Linked DNA regions of Mus musculus: region 2 is linked to region 1. Evidence: chromatin contacts called from ENCODE Hi-C or POLR2A ChIA-PET data. All regions are on one chromosome and are shown on one strand. The core of a region is the stretch at or near the end of the contact, and the rest is flanking DNA. Distances in the headings are between cores, read along the strand shown.

Region 1 (6,963 bases), core at 2,680-5,179:
ATGCCCTCTTCTGGCCTCTGTAGGTACTACATTTACATGCGCAAACCCACATACAGACGTACATTAAAAAAGTTTGTAAAAGGCACTTTTTAAACATGTATTGGCCCTCAATATTTATTCAGACGACTATGAGTTAATTGTCATCAATATAATGCCCAACACTAGGCCTTTTATTCTCACTAATCTTTGTATTTCTCTCTTCCCTCTCATTTTGCATAGTCTATCCCAGGCTGGCCAGGAACTCTGTCTTCCTGCCTCTGATCCTCCGAGTGCTAGGACTGTAGTATGCTCACCCACACTTAACTTCAAGTTTTCTCTCCCTCATCAGATTTTGTGTGTATCTGTCTGTGTTTGTGTGTCTGTGTGTTAAATTACAAAAACCAACCACCCAAGGCATGTGTCACTTTAATTTACGGTTACTGTTTCAGATACTATATTCCTTAGTTGAACAACAGGCACGTTGCACTTTGAACCATAGGAACTCCCAGCCCCTTGCTCCGACAGCTGCGTGTGACACAAGTCTCTGTCTTCAGGTTAGTTGTCAAGTTGGATAAAAACGATGGTCCCTTCCACCTGGAATCTCATGTGTAGTAGATACGCTAGACAGCAGATGTAGGTGAGAATTTTTTTTTTGTTTGTTTGTTTTGAAAGGGGAAACTAAGCAGATGATGCAATGATTTTGTTCCTATTATTATTATTATTATTATTATTATTAGACCTAATTTGATTTTTTAAAAAAATCTTTTCCTAGGGTTTTCTTGAACTGTGTGACCTGGGAAGCCCCAGGAGAGTCACCCATGGTGGTCATCGATAGGGAAGCTCTTCAGGTTGAGAGCTGGTTTTGGTTTTCAGAGGAGATAGATGGTCAGTGGGTGATTTGTGGCTGGAGTGTAGGGGATCATTTTTCTCCCTCCTGAGCCAGGCATCTCTGCCCAGAAAGGTCTGCAGTCATCCGTGTCGATGTGAGGAGTCAGAGCCTGCCTTTCCAGCTAGGGTCACTGCTCTCTCTGTTTGTGATCTCAGACTTCAGTTATTTCAGCGTAGATTCTTCACATGTGTAGCGATGGCATCTCCATGGGCACTTTGGACAGACGGGCAGATGAACAAGCTTTTGAACGGGAACAGTTCTCATACCAGCAGAGGTGGGTGGTGGGAGACAGCCAAGCCAAGGAATTAGGTGTCAGAGGGAGTGGAGAATAACAGAGCCTAATATATTGCCTGTTCTCCAGCTTTCCTGCCTTTCCCCCATACTGGTCCCTCTTGTATTTGCAGGTTGGGATACAAGTTTCAGGGTGGATGTGCATGGTGGTACCAAAAGTAAGAGTGCCCCAACAACCCTGGTTTTCTCCTCTAGGAAAACTTGGTCTCCACCTCTGAGCACGTGCTCTTCTTAGGAAGTGAGTCTCACTAAGTCTTAAGTAGCTCAGGTCAGTAGGCAGTCTAGGCTGGCTTTAAACTCTTTTGGTTTTTCAAGACAGGGTTTCTCTTTGTAGCCCTGGCTGTCCTGGAACTCACTTTGTAGACCAGGCTGGCCTCGAACTCAGAAATCCACCTGCCTCCGCCTCCTGAGTGCTGGGATTAAAGGCATGTGCCACCACGCCCGGCTGGCTTTAAACTCTTAATCCTCCTGCTTCAGCCTCCCAGGTTACGGGTATGCACAACCGTGCCTGACTTTTCCCAGTTACTTGTTCTCTTGGGGGGTGGGGGCGGGGAGAGCGCCCCCCACAGCGCTTGTTCTCTCGGGGGGTGGGGGCGGGGAGAGCGCCCACCACAGCGCGTGGGTGGAGGGTGGCTTGTGGGAGTCAGTTCTCTCTCCGGCTTTGGGAGATTGAGATCAGTTGTCAGGCTTGACAAGAGCCTTCACCACTGAGCTATCTTACCAGCTCCTTTTCATCGAGTTTTAAGGGTCCTATGTCAGGACACTGACGCTGGCCTTTGAATCTCTTGTGAGTTGGGGTCGGGTTTTTGTGTTCCCTGCATTAGCGTACCATGTCTGCCACAACTTTCATGGCTGGTAAGTTCTGTTGAATGTGTGGATGGATGGATGGATGGATGGATGGATGGGGACAGTCTGGAAGGAGTGGAGGAAACAGATTGAAATGAGATGAGGTGAGATGCCCCTGGGCACTGGCTGATGAAATTTAACCCAGGTAGGGAGGGGCTTGGGCTGCAAGCCTTATTTAAAAACTGCCTGCTGCAGAACAAGTTAACTCCTTGTTTTCACAAGAACAGACCCAGTTCATACCAGCAACCAAGCCCAAGTGTGACAGGTCCAGTGCCCACCGTTCAAACCATGGGCATTGGACACGGTCGTTTGTATTGTGGGCAGAGAGAGTCACGTGTCCCTATTGAAAAATCCCTATTTCCTTTTCCTGGGGAATTAAAGTCTCCAGCAGCTTTATGCCATTGTAAAGGAAAGCAGTTAATAAATGGAGGCTGTGGTAAACAGCTGTGGTCTCTTGACTGCTTGCTATAGACTAGGGACTGGAGCAAGCGGCCAGCTAGCTCAGTAGCTCTGAAACTGGTATCTTTTGCAAATGGGAAAGCCAGAGCTCAAAGGGGCCAGTATTGCAAAAGACCATGCCGCAAGGACCTGGGTGTGATCCAGCATGTCTGCTTTGACAGCTCGTGCACTTTGCTGGATGTCAGCCATGCCAGAAAACCATCAGCCTTTTCTAAGGTTGTTTATGAACACCCCAGAATCCAGCTGAGAATTCTCTTATTGTGTCTCTGAGAATCATGGCCTGCTTAATCCCTATTCTGCCTCTGGTAATGAAGGTAGATGCTCCAGGTCGAATTGATCTGAAATTCTTAAGAGTGAAGAGGAGTGTTTGATGTGTTCTCGGAGGCAAAGCTTACTGGACATTTATTTAATGCAGATATGTTTCATGTAACCTGGCACAAACAACTTGGGTCTCAGTGGAGGCATCAGAGTCTTTCCAAGACGAGGTTGTCACTAGCAGCTAATGCTGCTTCAGTGTTGATGTTGGTAAAGGACTGTAGCTCTGGGGCCAGCCCTTCAGAATAGCATTGCCGCCTCAGGATCAGCCCAGTCAGCTTGGGATGGCGACCGAGGAGGAAAGAGCCCGCGATAGATAGACACATTTCAGTTGCACTCTTGTGCATGTTTATTGAGTTAGTTATTATTGCATAATGTTGGAGCCAAAGAGTATGGTGTGATTATAGGTTTTATTGTTGGGTCTTGAGCTATATCCAGACATCGTTTTCCATAGGGAACTTGAATCCCAAAAGAGGAGAGATTATGCCTTTGTTTTGAAATAACTTTTTTTGGGGGGGGGTCTGTAGTAAAGCATGAAAAGTTGAACTTATCATTTACAGATTGGGGTGCAGGCACGCTGAGATGCTGCCTCAGGGCGTTAAGTGCTTGCTGTACAAGCATGGGAACACCAGTGCTGGGGTGTAGAGACAGGTGGATTCGGTAGCTCTCAGGCCAGACAGTCAGGCCTATTAGTGTGGTCCATATTCAATAAAAGACCCTGTCTCAAAAAATAAGGCGGAAAGCACCTCCTGTAGATTTGTGGCCTCATGCATGCATATTAGAAACACACGCCTACATACAAATTACTCATTCTCTTGCATTTATCTCCATGATAGAATGCATGCTTAGCATGTATGTGCAAAGCTCTGGGTATAACCCCAGGACCCCAAACAAAAAAAGTTCTTCTGCTCAGCCCTCCATCCAAACCATTCCCCATTGTCTCCACTCAGCAATGGAGATAACTGTTCAGGAAAGGGCCAGGCTTTTTGTTGCTACTCTGCAATCTGCCATTTTACTGTGTAGCTTGCTTCCCTGACAGGTACTGGTGGCCAGGTGCCGTTAATCCAGGTCAAGATGAAGAAAATGTACTTTTGTCAATTCCCCAGGCATCTAGCCGACCAGCCGGGTCTCAGGTATTCCAGATATGAGCGACGTGCTGTTGCGCAAGCTCCATGCATTGCTAGCTAGGAGATACAGAGGCCTGCCTGCCCTGAGCCCTTTGTTCTCCTGCTTGAAAGCAGTTAATTAGCAACTGTCTCCATAGCAACTACCTCATAGTCCAAAAACATTGTCTAGTTTTTCAGTTTAGCTTATCACACTGTTTACCTGAAGGGCTTTTCAGTGCTCTGAGTCTCATTTGAGTTGGCACCATGCCTATTGGGGAAGTGAATTGTCAAGAAAGAAAAAACACCACGGTAGCCAGGAGCCAAGCAGCCTTCTGACCAGGGCCATCCTGGGTGCTGGATGTGTAGCAAACAAAAGTTGCGTAGGCCTAATCTTTTTACCTATATTTTTCAGCTTGGCAGAAAACTGCTGTCCTTGCCCACCTGGCCCCGAGTCTGGAGGCTGCTTTCTCTCCCCCGCCCCCCCTTCCTGAAAGGTTTTCTAATGTTGTTCACATTCCCTCTTTATGGTAAGTTTTCTGTTATTGCTCATCCTGCAACCCCAGGTGTTCTCAGCCACAGAGCAGTCGAGGAAAGTTCTTCCTCCCTCGGGCATTTCTGAAGGCCCTGGGATGGTGGGTTTAGAAATGTGTGTGCAAATTTAGAACCACTTTGTTTTTCCATCTTCCCGAGGAAGAACCCCTCTTTCCTGCCTCTGGTAGCTTAGGTGGGCCATGTTTAAGACCAGGCAACTTCAGGTGGCTTTGAGTAAAACAGGAAGGAGAATTACGGCTTTTCATAAGCCACAAAGACGATAATACTTTTCACGGCTTTTGTTGATGGAGCACTACGTGTGTGGCCCACCGATTAGGCAAGGTGGGAGGTGTGTAGGAAGGAAGGCTCCTTCCTGAGTGTCTGCTGTGTGTGTGTCTTAATGGAACTGGCTCTCCTGGGCTGCTCGTGGTGACGCTGCAGCTTGGCCCCATACTCACAGAGCTCCATGGGGGTTGTTGGTGGGTTTAGTCTGTGTATATTATAGACTGTAGTGTGCTGCACACCTTTGCTAAGAAAGCAGGATAGAGGAGCTGGAGAAATGGCTCAGAAGTTAAGAGCAGTTGTTGCTCTTTCAGAGGACCCAGGTTCAGTTCTCACAGCTCCAGTTTCAGGGGGATCCGACTCCTTTTCTTTCAGGCAAAACACTCATACACATAAGTTAAAATAAATCTTAAAATATACAAGCTGGATAGAATTTAGGTAGTGTATATACACTGTGGCATTGCTTAAGCTGGGTCTAGGGGGAAAAGAAACCATGAAGCCTTCCTGCATGCTTTTCCAGAGCCTCTTAATAGATAGACAGCGGAGAACAATATGCTTGAGGCCTTGGCTGGAGGTTCTAGCAGGGAGTAGCTTGGAATACCCTTGAGGGTAGGAAGGTACGCCTTTGTCTGGGGAGATGGTTCACTTCGGTGTGTAGCCTCTGCAGGGACAAATGCCAAGCAGTGAAGATGGGAGGAGACACCCACCTAGCTAGTCAGATCAGGGGACTCACTCCTGGGCCTATGTACCAAGGACATGGCCTGGGCACAGGTGTTACATGCCTATCAACCCTCAAATCTAAGAATAGAATGTTCTTTTGAGGCAACTGCCCCCCCCCCCCCCGCAGATTATGCTAAAATAAATTTTTCTTCAAAACCAGGACCATCCTGTGATGTCTCCCTCCCTCCATCCTTTATATTCTTCTCTCTCCATCAGGATGGTCAGGAACTTGCTATGTAGTCCGGCTGGTCTTGAACTGACAAATTCCTGACTCTGCCTCCTAACAATAACAAACATTAGTTTTTCAAATCTTTTAGTGAACCTGAAGGTGACAGTGCTTGTGCCTGAGCTTGTATTCCAAGGCTTTAAATTCAATTCTATGGCTCATTCATGAGTATATCATGCCTTTAAATATGGGCTGAAAAGCCTGGCTTTTCCCTAGTGGAGATCTCTCATATCCAGCATAGGTTCATTAAAACCTGGCCATTCCAGGCAAGCTGTCTTCTTTTCTTTGAGAAATATATTAAGCAGAAACTGAGGTTAATGTAGTAAACAAGACATTTGATATGATTTAATCATGCCTCCTTGTTAAAAATAGACATTTTATGGGCTGAATGCAGAGACTGATCTGAATTGCAGCTGGTTAGGACTAGGCGGTGGTGAGAGCAGGTGAGGAAGTGGGAGGGCCTTTTGGGGGGTGGGGGAGGGGTGACCATACTGTTTTCTTTAATGCCTGGCCCTTGCATAGTGTCTTGAGTTTGCTCCTCTGTACTTGACTCAGTGCAGAACGAAATCTGCCAGTGCTAGAAGAGTGGGGTCATCTAAGGAATGCACACATGAACACCAGACTCAGCAGCTTTGTTAACTCAGCAGCCCAGTGGTTCCTACACATTGCTCCTTCAGAATTGAGCTTCATCTCAGGCTACAAAGCTGGAGGAGAGGATGCCGTCCATTGACTGACATATGGAGTTTGGTGTGCCTTCCTTCATGTCCTTGGTGCATAGCCCCAGTTCCTTCTGAATATGTTGGGCACACATGGGGAGGCAAAAGAAGCTGCCCTCTCAGTGAGAAGGCAGACATTATAGTGTTTCTTCAGTAGAGGACAGCTCAAAGAACCAACTTTGCATTTTTTACTTGACTTTTGGCGTGTTATGTCATAATTATGCATCATGGGTATTTAATTTTTTTATTACTTTATTTACTTTATTAAGTAAAGATGATGTGATATGTCCTAGTGATTATAAAAGCACTCTTAAAGGCCCCTTGGTCTTGCAAACTTTATATGCCTTAGTACGGGGAACGCCAGGGCGAAGAAGTGGGAGTGGGGTGGGGAGGGGAGTAGGGAGGAGGGTCTGGGAGACTTTTGGGATAGCATTCGAAATGTAAATGAAGAAAATACCTAATTAAAAAAAAATTTTTTTTTTAAAAAAGCACTCTTAAAACAAAACTCCGGCTAGCTCTGATGTAGACTCACTAAAATTGGGGCTCCAGCTCTTTGTGTAGCTTGGTGTTTTTTCATTTGCAAAATGGTGGTTCTTCATATGG
Region 2 (6,682 bases), core at 2,872-5,371, 35 kb after region 1:
GGTCCCCTCTTTCTCATTTCCACTTGTAGTGAGACTGAGAACATCCTATGTTAGCATTCTGTAGGTGTCTTGTAGAATGTTCCACAGTGACCTCCCAGAGGCTCATGGTATGTCTCTGCCCAGCATCACACAAGAGTTTTGGACTCTAATGGCTATATCTCAGTTACTCCTGTCTCCATCCCCTATGCTACCATTGCCTGTTTTCAAGCCTCTCTCCGCCTCTCTTTCTGTTTCCTTCTAAGTTCTGCCAGACTTACCTTTTATTCTCTTGGGTTTGTGGCCAGCCATGTGACCTTGGAGTCTGCTCTAGTAGATTCTACCCCTCTGCACAGCCAGCTGCTTCCTGAGGGCTCCACTGTGGATGGCTTTTCCTCTCAAGTTCACCTACTCAAGATGCAGCTCACTGCCTCCGCCACTGCTCTTGCTTCCTTCTCCTGTGGTAGTCTGATTCCAAGAATTGTGGAGCTAAAAATACCAGTCACCCTCGAGATTCATCCGTCTTTCCTCCATTCTTTTCCCTTCCTTTTCTTAGTTCTTTTTTTGTTTTGTTCCATCTTGTCTTGGGGTCTTATTTTATAGCCTATAGTGGCCTGGAACTCATTATGTAGCCCCTGTAGCTTTGAACTCACAGCTGTCCTCCTGCCTCAGCTTCCCAAATGTAAAGATTAAAGGCTTACAGCACAGTGCCTTGCCGCCGATGGCCTTTCTTTGGACCTACACTGAGTAAGTCTCAGGAGGTACAAAGTAGTTCAGTCCCCAATCTTACTTCCCCATCATCCTGTTGGGCATTCCTGTTGAGATGTTTAGGCATTCCTTTCTTGACAGCATCTACACCCGAGTTCCCATTCACAGAATGGAGTCTGACCTTTCCCAAAGTTCACCTTACTATCTGGTAGAAGCATCATACTGAGACACTCAGGGAACCTGGGACCCATCTACCGTGCTTTTGTATGAAGCTAAATTAGCACTCAGTGGCGTTCATGTAAAGATCTCATTCAGTTTCAGAGAAAGGTCAGTCTTCATTCCTAAACTGAGGTAGTTGTTTGTGGTAATGGTTCCCACTTAACTCTTACGTGTTTATCTGCGTGAATGAAGTATCCATCTGTAATGGTTAATATTGGTTGTCAGCTTGACAAGATGAATCAAATCTGGACACATCTGGAGTTTCCAGATCCAGTCATTTGTTGTAGGTAGACTCAGGTGACATGTGAATGGCTCTATTCTGCGGGTTGGGGGCCCTGTACTGAATAGACGGAGGAAGCCAGTTGTGCTTCCTGGGCGCATTAGAGAGTTGGCTGACATTCCTTTCCTCCACTGCTAGACTGTACTCTTGGTTTTTTAGAGACAGGGTTTCTCTGTTAAGCCCTGGCAGTCCTGGAACTCACTTTGTAGACCAGGCTGGCCTCGAACTCAGAAATCTGCCTGTCTCCGCCTCCCAAGTGCTGGGATCAGAGGTGTGCGCCACCACCGCCCCGCTAGAGTGTACTCTTAAACTGTGGGTCCAAACAAACCCGTCATTACTTAAATTACTTTTATCAGAGCAATGAAAAGCATTGTTAATTAAATGTCTAGAGGTTGGCTGTATGCACTTGAGACACTGACTCTGTTAGAAATGGTGGTGCCCATGAACATGACCTGAATACGATCTGCATAAAGTGGCGCTCAGAATTCTGATAGTTGACAGCACAATATTCTCTTGCTGGTACCTTTGTGGTCTTCACAGGGGTTGGGGGTGTGCGCAGGAGACACTTCTTGTTTTTAAGGTGGATTGTCCAGAGATAGACATGTCTGAAAATTGAATCAGAACACTTTCCTCCTTGTGTTATTGACCATAGCCACTTGTCTGGTAGAGCCTTTTAACTTGAGAACCTGCTATGCGCGGGGATATCTGGTGGGGCGCTACCCTATCCTGTGGGACTTATAAAAGTAGGTTACTCAGAGATTTTAAAAGTTAGCTATTATGCCGTGCCTTTCTCCCACCTACATTTGCTGTGTACTGTGACATATGGGACTCTGGTTGCAGAAGGACAGAAGGCCCTTCCTCCTGTCCCGTTTGCTGCCTTCTCCACGCCTCCAACCCCAGTCAGTGGCTTCTGGTCCTCCAGTCAATGCAGCGCAGTGCTTGTGAAGGCAAGATGACTCCTGAATGAGTAGTGTGCTACCATAGATTCCTCTTCTCCAGAGCTTTCCATTCGCCCAGGAGAAGCTGGGGCGGGGGCGGGGGGGGGGGGTTTGCTGTTGGTTTTCATGCTGTTTTATAGTTTGTCTTCAAATGATACCAGATGTTAGGAGCTTCCTTCCCCAAGCCCTCTGGGTTGCTGACATGGAGAGAACACTTTGCCTTGGTTTGCACAGAAGAAAGAAAGAGGGTTATTAATTGAAGATCCCTAATAAAACGGGGACTGCTTTCCTGTCCTGTCTACGTGTGTCTTAGAGGAGAATATGTAAAAGTAGTCAGAGGGCACAGTGGCATTGAATTAGACCCATGAAGAAACTAAGACTAAAAAGGCTAGCAACTTTGCCACAAGCTGACACTGTTAATGGGAGACTTCTAGTCCGTACTTTCCTGTAATTCTCTCTTCACACGGAGGAAGAGTGTATTTTAAGGTGTATCATGAGACACAACAGATGCCAGGATTACAGATGTTAAAGGACTGTAGTCAGGGCTCAGCAGTGGTGCAGGGTGGAAAGTAACTGCTGTGGGTCCATGGGTTTGGATTTTGAGCATCCATATTAAAAACTGGGCTCAGCCACTCTTGTTTACAGTCCTAATGCTGGTGAAGCAGAGGCAGGGGGATTCTTGGAGCTGAATATGTGTGCCCCAGGCTCAGTGAGACTATATATATATTTAAAAAAACAAGGTTGAAGAAGACACCCAATGCCAACACATATACACACGGGAGGGAGGGAGGGCAAAAGCATACAGTGTATTCAGATGTCTTTTTTGTCTTTGAGTTCTGGTAAATCAGGCTGTTGCCACCCCTCAAACCATCAACTCAACTATAACACACAGAAAGAAAAACCAGACTAGTGTTAATCACAAGAGCCTATTATGCTCATATATAGCTTGTCATAACACATTATAATATTACAGCAAATACATTTAACTCATTGAAAGTCCTCAGGAGGCTCCTAACTCCTTTCAGATTGTTCTCTGAGCCTCTCCTGAGAGGTCTAGTTGCAAAGCCTTGTGAACCTGCCAGGCCACTTTTGCCAAAACCCAAGATTTAGAATCCCCCTTTAGGGGGGAAAATCACTGCACTGTTTGCTAGTACTTAAAAGTCTGTCTGGTTTTGTTAGCACCTGCAAACAGGAAGTTGAGATTTGAGGAGAAACTTTTGGCAGTATACAACAAGCTTGCTGGCAAGCGAGAGTCTCTGTTACCATGGAAACTACACTGCCACCTCCTGCTTTAATGGAGAATTGGTGGACTTCCGGAGGCACTCTTGTTCAGGCCTGTAAATCTTTCCGGAGAAATTAAGGTTGACTTTTAAGACATTTCTCCGTTCTCTACCAGGCATCTCTTACCCTCACCCAAGCTCTTCATGAACCCAAGAAACTGTGCGCTGCTTCAGTGCCTGGCAAAAGTGTCTATAGTCTGTTTCCTTTCCCTCATGTTTAAATCACGTATATTCCCACCCGTCTTTATTCCGTAAAAAGTTACTGTGCTGCCTATTATAATTATGCGGATTGAAAGATAAAGGAAGAAGGTCTGGGGCATCATGCACACTATGGTTGGAACACCTGATGCTAGAGGGTTGTTCGACCTGTAAACCTTCCCTGACTTGAACTGCTCTAAACTTTCTCTAACCCTCGGTTTCTTCTCATTCCAATGAGACACCTTAAGATAATGCCTTAGCTGTTTTTAAAGTAAACCAACCTGATTTCACTAAGCAAGTCTTTTTTTTCATCCAGGCAGATGAGAGATACTTGCAGGTTGCTTTCAGCTCCCTGGACGCCCCTCCCCCACAGCCCCACTCCTCTCCCCCCCCACCCCCCCAGCTAATTGTTTATCTGGGAGAATGCAAATGGTGGTTTTAAGTCTTCTAAGTCATCCATCATGCCTGGCAGCCTCCATTGTCTCAGTTTTGGGTTTGAGCCAAGTCAGACTCTTTCTGTTGGTAGAGGGGGTGGGGTGTGGGATTCGCTCACCAGGCTCTGCCAGATCTGTTCCTGTGGAGCTGAGCCCTGGTGTGAGTCAGGGCCCTGCAGGCATGTCCATCCTGCCTGTGCATTGGGAAAAGGAACTCAGGGCTCCTCGTTTTCTTAGGTCACATTAATAGGAAGTAGCTCCTCATTTCAAGTGGAAGAGGCGGGGCTTGCTCTCGGTGTCATAGTTCCTGTTAGCTTTTTCATTCATTTTGTGGATGTAATAAAATTCTGTTTATAGTCAGCTACAAAGTGAGTAATTGCCGTGCAGCCAATGAAATTCAATATAGGTTTGTCGCGGTTTTTTGAATTTTAATTAAACCAGTCTTCAAGTAAATGAGAAATGCTGCCGCTTTTGTTGTGACAAGTGGCATTGACAAAATATTAATCTAATGGTTTATTTGTCAGCAGCCTCCAGGGGTGTGTTTTTTTTTTTTTTTTTTTTTTTTTTTTTTTTTTTTTTTTTTAAAGATTTATTTATTTATTATATGTAAGTACACTGTAGCTGTCTTCAGACACTCCAGAAGAGGGCGTCAGATCTTGTTACAGATGGTTATGAGCCACCATGTGGTTGCTGGGATTCGAACTCCTGACCTTCGGGAGAGCAGTCGGGTGCTCTTACCCACTGAGCCATCTCACCAGCCCCTCCAGGGGTGTGTTTTGTTTGTTGTTTCAGTTTGTTCTTTCTAAAGCGCACAGGGAAGAATAAGCTCTTTAAAACTCCATGAAATGAAAACTCCATGTATGGAATATTCCATCACTGATAACTCGCCAGCCACAATTGCATGTGTCTCTTTTATGGCACGGAAAAAATTTTATGTTTTTAAACCAGATGTCCCTGTGGCTCACTTTTTTTTTTTTTTTTAAATGTCATTAGAACTGTAGCTGGGATAAATAACCAACTATTGCCTACAAAGCCTAATATTAAGGACTAACCAGCCCCAGTTCCTGTTACATCACTTCCTTTTTATCTTTATAAATTACCTTGTGGCTTAAAAATGACATCTTGGTGGTGGATGGGGGTTCTTTTTATGACTGAATTATTTAAGTTATTTTCTCTGGAGACTCTTGAACTTTAGTAAGCTAGAAAGAACGTAAACGTTTAAAAATGAATATTCTTTCTGTCAATCTCTTGCTCTCCCTCATGGGGCACGATTTGATGTTTGAAAGAGCAGTTTAATTTCAGATTCGGTTAGTTCTGAGTCCTTATTACAAAGCAGATTTTATTCAAATGGTAAAAAATCTTAACATTTTCTCATCTTTAGAGCTGGCCTAAAACACAAAGATTTAAGAGCAATCTCCTTTTGCCCAGTATTAGGAATCTGTGACAAGTAGAGTGACTACTACTTTCCCTTGTCAGTGAGTCCATCCATAAAGCCCACTAGTCACTTTGCACCAACACTTAGCCTGGCTGCTGCCTCCTCTGTCACCACTACCACCATCAGATTGTACAGGCGTAGGGGTTGTGTTTGGGGGTGCAAGAAAGACTATTGTTTCTAGACACCCAAGTATGGCCGCAGACAAACCCGCAGAGCAGCATGTCCGGGAGGGAGCATGTGTCTACTCAGAGCGCCAGATCAACCCCAATAGTTTTTCAGGGATGCTAACCCTCTTGTAACTGCCAAATTGGATTTGTCGCTGAATGAAGTATCAGCTGCTGCGGACAAGGCCATAAAAGCCAGCCGGCTGGCCCCTTTGTAGGCGAGGCTTAGCCAACGATTGATATGTTTTAGCACTTTCAGAATTATTGTGATTAGGAGGAAACCATTCTGAATGAGAGAGAAAAGGGGGAAGGACTTACAGTCACAGCTGGTGAGCAGCGTGTGTTTGCAAAGAGGAAGTCACCATTATGGCTTTCTCCTGGTTCCTGCCCTCAGTGAATAGTGTGAAATCTCGGGAGGAGGAAGTCCTGTCCCTACTAGAGTCTCCTCTGCAGGATCTGGAATGTTTAGGATTTGAGAAGCCTGTGCGTTTAGACATCAAGGTGTGTGCATGTGCGCAATACACAGTGGCTAAATGCACACTGGTCACCACGTGTGAGTGAATTGAGTTAATTAACTGTAGAGCTATCACTAGTAACAATGAATGTCTTATCTTAGATTTCCCACACCTGAGGTTCTATGACGCACTTTTAAAATAAGACTCTTTGTCACCTGTCCTCAGGGTGGCCTTGCAGGTTAAATGGGAAGACACAGTGCCTGGTTTAGGCTGTCCAGGTATCATACAGTGTTTTTAGACCGAATATTTTTAGGTACCACCCGTCCTAGGAACTCTTACCCTGATCGTGCACCAGCCAGGAGGCAGCTCTTGGAGTGGCTCAGAGCTGTGTGGCTTTCCCAGCATTCCCAAATACACATGGATTGGCTGCCTCTCTCGCAGTCCCCGAGGGCACCCCATTCCAGTTCAGAGTTTGCTCAGCAATACAACTCAGGAAAGAGGCCGGCTTGCCAGGTCCCGGGGAGAGCCTTTCCAAGCCTGTGAAAAGCACGAAGCATCCAGCAGCCGAGCCTGCTTACAGCTGGCCCTCCTGGCC

Evidence for each region. A loop is a pair of places that touch in the nucleus more often than their neighbours do. ChIA-PET counts read pairs that join two places held with the same protein, here RNA polymerase II (POLR2A).
Region 2: POLR2A ChIA-PET joins it to region 1 with 22 read pairs in Patski. The contact joins two enhancer-like sites. A Hi-C loop is called at or near these places in 1 of 37 maps with a recorded cell type or tissue (heart). POLR2A ChIA-PET finds 5 or more read pairs at or near these places in 3 of 5 experiments (Patski and embryonic stem cell).

Annotation. Positions count from the first base shown.
Region 1 is chr7:112,784,471-112,791,433 of GRCm38, forward strand. The region is part of intron 2 of Tead1 (TEA domain family member 1); the gene reads left to right. Among named protein-coding and RNA genes, the nearest start is that of Tead1, 110 kb to the left of the region's middle. Within about 2 kb of position 3,930, at least 1 of the 3 ENCODE cell types and tissues checked has a DNase peak (open chromatin) inside an H3K27ac peak, as active enhancers do; it is heart, where a contact is called at or near this core.
Region 2 is chr7:112,819,675-112,826,356 of GRCm38, forward strand. All of the region lies in intron 2 of Tead1 (TEA domain family member 1), which reads left to right. Among named protein-coding and RNA genes, the nearest start is that of Rassf10, 130 kb to the right of the region's middle. Within about 2 kb of position 4,122, at least 1 of the 3 ENCODE cell types and tissues checked has a DNase peak (open chromatin) inside an H3K27ac peak, as active enhancers do; it is heart, where a contact is called at or near this core.